Regions from separate parts of the Homo sapiens genome. Here region 1 is linked to region 2. The links are chromatin contacts, found by Hi-C or POLR2A ChIA-PET in ENCODE. All regions are on one chromosome and are shown on one strand. The core of a region is the stretch at or near the end of the contact, and the rest is flanking DNA. Distances in the headings are between cores, read along the strand shown.

The links. Hi-C counts contacts between places; a loop is a spot of excess contacts on that map. ChIA-PET counts read pairs that join two places held with the same protein, here RNA polymerase II (POLR2A). Pooled maps may share reads with other maps.
Region 1: a loop to region 2 is called in a map of naive thymus-derived CD4-positive, alpha-beta T cell, with 3 times the contacts of the local background. The contact joins two enhancer-like sites. A Hi-C loop is called at or near these places in 1 of 168 maps with a recorded cell type or tissue (naive thymus-derived CD4-positive, alpha-beta T cell), 4 of 37 single-sample maps with no recorded cell type and 10 of 50 pooled maps. POLR2A ChIA-PET finds 5 or more read pairs at or near these places in 1 of 52 experiments (HCT116).

The regions. Positions count from the first base shown.
Region 1 is chr14:71,476,555-71,480,807 of GRCh38, forward strand. All of the region lies in intron 2 of SIPA1L1 (signal induced proliferation associated 1 like 1), which reads left to right. Among named protein-coding and RNA genes, the nearest start is that of SNORD56B, 80 kb to the left of the region's middle. Within about 2 kb of position 2,162, at least 2 of the 41 ENCODE cell types and tissues checked have a DNase peak (open chromatin) inside an H3K27ac peak, as active enhancers do.
Region 2 is chr14:71,142,094-71,145,941 of GRCh38, forward strand. No RefSeq gene overlaps it. Among named protein-coding and RNA genes, the nearest start is that of SIPA1L1, 180 kb to the right of the region's middle. Within about 2 kb of position 1,343, at least 10 of the 41 ENCODE cell types and tissues checked have a DNase peak (open chromatin) inside an H3K27ac peak, as active enhancers do.

The sequences.
Region 1 (4,253 bases), core at 912-3,411, 340 kb after region 2:
TAGTCATAAAATATGTTTTTGTAAATTTGAGGTATTTTTATGTTTTTTTAAAACTTTTTTGTGCCTCCGAATAACAAATCTGTCAATTTGTTCGTTTTATTTATTTATTTATTTATTTATTTATTTATTTATTTATTTTTTGAGATGGAGTCTAGATCTGTTGCCCAGGCTGGAGTGCAGTGGTGTGATCTCAGCACACTGCAAGCTCTGCCTCGCGGGTTCACACCATTCCCCTGCCTCAGCCTCCCAAGTAGCTGGGACTACAGGCGCCTGCCACCATGCCCGGCTAATTTTTTGTATTTTTTTTTAAGAGAGACGGGTTTTCACCGTGTTAGCCAGGATGGTATCAATCTAAACACGTATAGACTTGTGTAACTACCCCATAACTCTTCTACCTCGCTCAAAAAGTTTCTTTGTGGGCCAGGCATAGTGGCTCACGCCTATAATCCCAGCACTTTGGGAGGCCGAGGCAGGTGGATCATTTGAGGTCAGGAGTTTGAGGCCAGCCTGGCCAACATGGTGAAACCCCATCTCTAAAAATACAAAAATTATCCAGGTGTGGTGGTGCAATCTCAGCTACTCAGTAATCTCAGCTACTCGGGAGGCTGAGGCAGGAGAGTTGCTTGAACCTGGGAGGTGGAGGTTGCAGTGAGCTGAGATGGTGCTACTGCACTCCAGCCTGGGCGACAGAGCAAGACTCTTTAAAACAAGAACAAAAAAGTTCTTTTATGTTATACTGTCTCCCCACCTCTACCTCCTGTCTAACACTGATCTGTTCCCCATCTCCATAGTTTTCTCTCTGTAAGAAAAAAACAAAACAAAACAAAACAAAAAAAACAAAAACGCGGGTGTCACTGTGTTGCCCAGGCTGGTCTCCGATAGTGTTCTCTCTGGGATGGTGTCATTTATGTGGAAGTATAGAGCAGACCATCTCTAATTAATTAATTAATCAATTAATTAATTATTTTAACAGATGGCGTCTCGCCGTGTTGCCCGGGCTGGTCTCAAATTCCTGGGCTCAAATGAGCCTCCCAAAGTGCGAGGACCTAGATCATGTTTTGAAGCTGACTTCTTTCCCTGAATATAATGCCTTGGAGGTTCATGCAATTTGTTGTGGATAGTATAGATACTTGGTTCCTTTTAATAGCTGAGTAGATCCCTTTATATGAAGGTACTGCAATTTATTTATCCAGTGTCCCATTGAAGGACATTTGGTTTGTTCTACTTTGGAGGTATTAAAAAAAAAAAAGCTACTGTGAACATTTGTGTTTTAGTGTTTATGTGAACATAGGCTTTCCTTTCCCTTGGGTAAATTCCCAGGACTGGGATTGCTGGATTACATGGTAGGGGTATGTTTAACTTTCTGAGGAACTTTGAAATTATTTTCCAGAGTATTTGTGTCATTTTCCATTTACACCAGCAATGTATAAAAGTTTCAGATGCATGGCATCCTTGACAGCATTTCCTGTTATCAAGGTATTATCAGTATTTTTTATTTTACCCATTTGGATGGATGTGTAGTGGTGTCTCATTATGGTGTTAACCTGCATTTCTCTAGTGGCTAATGAGGTTGAACATTTTTTCATATGCTTACTTGCCATTTGTATATCTTTTTTGATGAAGCATCTGTTCAAGGTTTTAAATAACCACTTTTTAAATTGGGTTATTTCTTGGTTGAGTTTTCAGTTTTATTTTGTTTTTATGTATTCTGGATACAAATTATTTGTTGCATATGTGATTTGCAAATTTTTTTCCAAGTCTATACCTTATTTTTTCATTTGCTTAATAGTGTATTTCTCTGAACAAAATTTCTCTAATTTTGAAGAAGTACAGTTTATCTTTTTTTTAAAGTACAGTGGGGGTGATTTCCAAGAACTCTTTGACTAACTAAAGGTTATAAAGATTTTATGTTTTCTCTTAAAAGTTTTATAGTTTTACATTTAGATATATATGATTTATTTTGAATTAATATTTCTGTAAGATCTGTTTTAGGTCAGGTTTCCTTTTTTAGATATGGATGTCTAATTATTCCAGCACCTTTGTTGAAAACACAATCTTTCTCCATTGAATTGCCATTGTACCTTTACCAAGAATCAATTGGTTATATTTGTGTAAGTCGATTTCTCCATGACTTCCTCCTTCCCTGGGGTTCCCCTTTTTACTTTTCCAGCCACAGAGATGAGACATTAGAATAGGACGTACTTCCTGTGACTGCTTGCATTTCGGGCCAAGAGGCAGAAAGACAGAGGAAAAAAGCAGCAGATGTTTGCTCCTACATCTTGAGATCAGAGCTCCTCTGATCAGAGAGGAAGGTTCCTTTCCCTCAGAGTATATGTGACTGTTGTCCCCGCTGTCCACCACCACCTTGGAATTGCCTTGGATTGGGAAGCAAGAGAATTAAAAAGAAAAAAAAAAGGAAAGAAAAATGGAGTGTTTCCCCCATTTTCTCCAGGTTTAGGAATTCCCTTTTCTGCTCCTCTAGCTAAAACTCAGTTTGTTCCCTCTGTCCACATCCTGGTATGCCATGTCTAGCTGCCTTGAGTCCAGGCTGGTGATTTCTTACGAAAAAAGTGGGACGCTCATTGCCAGTTTGGTAGTACCTTGAGATTCATTCTTCTTCCCTAATCAGCCTGCTATCGTTTACTTTTCAGACCCCTCAAATAGCTGCTTATAATCTTTCCAGGTATTATAACTGCATTCAGTAGAGAAATGAGATGGAGTACCCTTCCTTCATCCTACCCAGGACCAGTACCCCTCTTTTTCCATGTGTGTGTGTATGTAGGTATGTATGTATGTATGTATGTATGTATGTATGTATGTGTGTATATATGTATGTATTCATTCATTCATTCATTTCTAGAGACAGGGTCTTGCTCTGTCACCCAGGCTGGAGTTTAGTGGCACAATTATAGCTAACTGGAACCTTGACCTTCTGGGTTCAAGTGATCCTCTTGCCTCAGCCTCCTGAGTAGCTGGGACTACAGGCATGTGCCACGATGCGGGGCCAATTTATTTTTTATTTTTTTTATTTTAAATAGAGACAAGGTCTCACTATATTGCCCTGGCTGCTCTTGAACTCTTGAGCTCATGCATTCCTCCTGCCTGGGCCTCCCAAAGTTAGGAGATTACAGACATGAACCAACACACCTGTCTAAACCCCTGTTTTGTTTTGTTTTGCTTTGCTTTGTTTTAAGACAGGGTCTCCCTCTGTCACCCACGCAGGAGTGCCATGGTGTGACATGGTTTACTGCAGCCCTGACCTCCCATACTAAAGGTATCCTCTTGTCTCTGCCTCCCTAGTAGCTGGGACTACAGGCATATGCTACCATGCTGGACTAATTCTTTTTTTTTAATTTCTATTTTTAGTGGAGACAAGCCCTTACTATATTGTCCAGGATGATCTTGAATTCCTGGGCTCAAGCGATCCTCCAGCCTCAGCCTCCAAAAATGCTGGGATTACAGGCATGAGCCATTGCATGCAGTCCTCCTCTGTTTTTAAATACAAAGTTTAGACTAGTGTTTTTTTTGTTTTTTGTTTTTTTTTTTGAGACGGAGTCTTGCTCTGTTGCCCAGGCTGGAGTGCAGTTGTGTGATCTTGGCTCACTGCAACGTCCACCTCCCAGGTTCAAGCGATTCTCCTGCCTCAGCCTCCCAAGTAGCTGGGATTACAGGCGTTTGCCACCATGCCCAGCTAATTTTTTTGTATTTTTAGTAGAGACGGGTTTTTGCCATGTTGGCCAGGCCAGTCTTGAACTCCTGAGTCACCTCAGTTGATCTGCCCACCTCGGCCTCCCAAAGTGTTGGGATTACAGGCGTGAGCCACCGTGCCCGGCCAGACTAGTGTTTTTCACAAATTGCACACATCTTAAAATAATAGACATTCTGTTTCTCTTAGTCTTAAAAAAAAAAAAAAAAAGAAGAAGTCAGCCGTGCACAGTGGCTCACGCCTGTAATCCCAGCATTTTGGGAGGCCTAGTTGGGTGGAACACCTGAGGTCAGGAGTTTGAAACCAGCCTGGCCAACATGGTGAGACCCCGTCTCTACTAAAAATACAAAAATTAGCTGGGCTTGGTGGTGGGTGCCTGTAATCCCAGCTACTCGGGATGCTGAGGCAGGAGAATCACTTGAACCCAGGAGGCGGAGTTTGAAGTGAGCCAAGATTGCACCACTGTTTTCCAGCCTGGGTGACAGAGCAAGACTCTGTTTCCAAAACAAAAAACAAACAAACAAAAAAACAAAGGTCATTTTATCTT
Region 2 (3,848 bases), core at 93-2,592:
AGATGGGGCATACTGGGGGCTGGGGAATGATTACTTCTTTGTTTCCCCCTCTTATTTTATCCCTGGAAAGCCTGGATCAAACCAGGAGGTAGAGAGATTTCTTCAGTGGTGGGCCCTCCACAGGAAAGTCCCCACCATCCCTGTCCTCCCACCATCAGTAACCACACCATTCCTACCCAACTGCCTGATTGGGGATGAGGTCTGGGGCTCATGTACCTCTGCATCCCAAACAAATAGCTACTGTGCATTCCTGTAAGTCCTCTGGTTGAGAATCTGTAAACAGACTCATTGGTAAAGTCTTTCTTGGAAGCTGACCACATGACATGGGAATGTTCGTAGAAGATGCACGTAGTCACCATGAGGAGGGGAAAGAACCCAGTCATCCTATTGTTTTAGACAGGGCTTAACAAAAATGTCTATATAACAAAGCCTGCAAAAATTTAGAAGTGAAACATTTGTGGTTTGAGTTTTTGCGTCAAGGTCCACCACACTTCCTGACAAGTCAGCTCCTTGTCTGGGTAGCCCTTGGATATCAGATCTTCAGGAGAAGCTACTGCCTCTTCAGGTCTGCAGGTTTCCAAATATCAAATTTCTAAAGCATACAATGCCCACAGTTTCACCACTTCCTTTGGTGTCAATGCATTTCATTTTGAGCAATGGCAAGAAAGGCCCCTATGAAATCTTGCTACCACCACCAACAGGAAACATAGCAATCTGTAGCTATAGTCCCCTCATCTGGAGACTGGCCTTGGTAGGCTCACTTCATGCCTTCCTTGCTGGGTTTTGGAAGATGTTGCAATTAACACAAGGAAAGAAGGCAAGCTCTTACCCCTCCTTCCCCTTCACTCAGTAGCAGCATGGTGGTTGCAGAAATAAAGCACTCAGTTGTTCTTTCTGCTTGCAATTGTTCAGATGCAAGGGGAAAAAGTAAAAACTGAAGCTTGCTATGACCTCTGTCTTAAACCATTTTGTGCAGCTATAAAAATTGCTGGGTAATTAATAAAGAACAGAAATTTATTTCTCACAGTTCTGGAGGCTGGGAAGTCCAAGATCAAGGTGCCAGCAGGCTTGGTGTCTGGAGAGGGCCACCCCCAGGATGGTACCTTACACATTACATCTTCCGGAGCAGGGGCAATCACTGTTCCTTACAGGACAGAAATGCAGAACAGAGGGAACCCACATCCACAAGCCCTTTTTAGACTGGCTTTAATCCACTCATGCTCCACCCTCATGACCTGAACACCTCCCAGTAAACCCCACCACCCAATGCTGTTGCATTGGGGATTAAGTTTCCAACACGTGAGTTTTGGAGGGAACAAAAACATTCTGACCATAGCAGCCTCTCCCCAACTTTTACAAGAAGGCTGGCATCTGACGCATTTCATAGCCTGAGTATAAGATGAGGTAACGGAGGGCCCACATCACCTACATCCTGTAAAGCCTGAGGCTCACCAAACCACACAGGGGAGTATGAACACAGAGGACACCTCCCACTGTTGTTCTCTTGTCTCCTGACTCAAACAGCCCCTTCCTTTCAGCCCAAGACATTGAGCCATCCGGGGCTTGCTGTGGTATGATACAAAATAAATATTTGGTCTTTGTCCCTGGTTCCTGACACAGCGCCTCAAAATCCTTGGAACTGATAGTCCTGTATGCTAATGAGATGAGTCATGGAGAGGCCCTAGATAGCTTCAGGATGGGGGCTGGTCACTAGAAAAATCAACCATGTGATTAGAGGATTAGAACTTTCAGCCCCACCTCCTCACTTCTGACCTTCAAGGAGAGGAAAGGGATTGGAGATAAAGTCCAATCACTAAATGACCAATGATTTCATCAATCATGCCTGCATAATTCAGACCTTGAGCAAGAAAGAGGTCAAAGCCTGAGTTACTACCTTTAGTGAGCTTAATTTCCACGTAGGAAAGTAAGAGAAGCACAGCAGCAAAGCTGTGTTTAAAATCCCCGCCCCCGCCCTCCCACTCCCTGCAAAAACACTCCTAAATGAAGTCAGATAAAAATCTCCCAAAAAAATCCTAAGTGAAATCAGATGCAGTGGCTGAAACGTAATTCCAGCTACTGGGGAGACTGAGGTGGGAGGATTGCTTAAGCCCAGGAATTTGAGGCCAGCCTGGGAAACATAGAGAGACCCTATATCTTTAAAAAATTTTGTTTTAATAAAAACAAGAATAAAACCTAAATGACAGGGATTCAGAGAACTTCTGGGTTGAGAAAAACATTGCTTTAAGAGGCCAAGGTGAGAGAATCACCTGAGGCCAGGAGTTCAGGACCAGCCTCTAAGAGACGGGGGGGTCTCACTCTATTGCCCAGGCTGGAGTGCAGTGGCACAATCTCAGCTCACTGCAGCCTTGACCTCCTGGGCTCAGGTGATCCTCCTACCTCAGCCTCCTGAGTAGCTGAGACCACAGGCATGTGCCACCATGCCCAGCTAACTTTTTTTATTTTTAGTGGAGATAAGCTTTCACTGTGTTGCCCAGACTGATCTCAAACTCCTGGTCTTAAGCAATCCTCCCACCTAAGCCTCCCAAAGTGCTGGGATTACAGGCGTGACCCACTGTGCCCAGCCCCTCAAACAAATTTTTTTTGTTTAGCCACATAGTGGCATGTGCCTGTAGTCTCAGCTACTTGGAAGGCTGAGGCCGGAGCATTGCTTGAGCCCAGGACGTCGAGGCTACAGTGAGCTACAATTTCATCACTGCACTCCAGCCTGGGTGACGGTGTGAGACCCTGTTTAAAAAATAAAAGAAAGACATTGATGCGCTTCAAGGATGGTGCATCTGAAAGACAGAGCCCCAGGACGGTGGTGGCTGCCACCCTCCCTATGCAGCTCTTCCATTTGGTTGTTCCTGAATTGTATCCTTTATAATTAATGGGCAAATGTTAATTAATACGTTTTCCTGAGTTTTATGAGCTGTGAATTATCAAAACTGAGGAAGGGGTTGTAGAAACTCCCAAATGTATAGTCAGAAGTATGGGCGGCTTCTTGGACTTGTGGCTGGCATCTGAAGCAGGGGCAGTCTGGGACGGAGCCTTGAACATGCACTGTTGGCTCTAACTCCAGGAGTTAGAACTGAATTGACTGTTGGATTCCTGTTGATGTCAGAGTCACGGGTCACGAGTGTGGAACACTCTCCACACACTTGGTATCAGAAGTGTCAGAAAAAAGACACTACACCTGTTTTCTCACCAAACAGTGGAAATGCTAAACTATAAGCTATTTCCACTGCATTTTTTTCCCCTCTTGCAATTCCACTCTTCCAGGAAGCTTGGGTGATCAGCCTAGAGTGTTACCTACACTCGCCAACAGAGTCAGCTGAGTTGACGCTCTGGGCATGACAGTTCTTTATTGTGGGGCTGTCATATGTGTGCCATTTTCAGCAGCATCTTTGACCTCTACCCACTAGATGCCGGTAGCAATAAGTCCCTGGCTGCCTCAACAAAATGTGGTCATTCCCTTACGACAAAAACTAGACCTTACAAAAAAGGGTAGTCGAGCCTGAGGCCTGAGACCTGGGTCTAGTCCAGGCTCAGCCCAAGCTCTCTCTGTGACTTTGGGCAGGGCTACCAAGCCTCTTGGTGTCCTCAACTGAACAATGGAAAAGTCAGACCAGATCAACCTGAGTTCCGTTCAGCAACAACGTGCTACACTGCTGTGTTTGCCTTACCTTCCTATGTGGAAATTAAGCCCAGTAGAGCTAGTAACTCAGGCTTTGACCTCTTTCTTGCTCTGTCAAGGCCTGAACTCCTGTCTTTTCCAATGATTTGACCCTGAGTCTCCCATTTCCTTTCACAGAATGAGGCCTGCTGGAGCCGACAGGGGATCTGTGTTG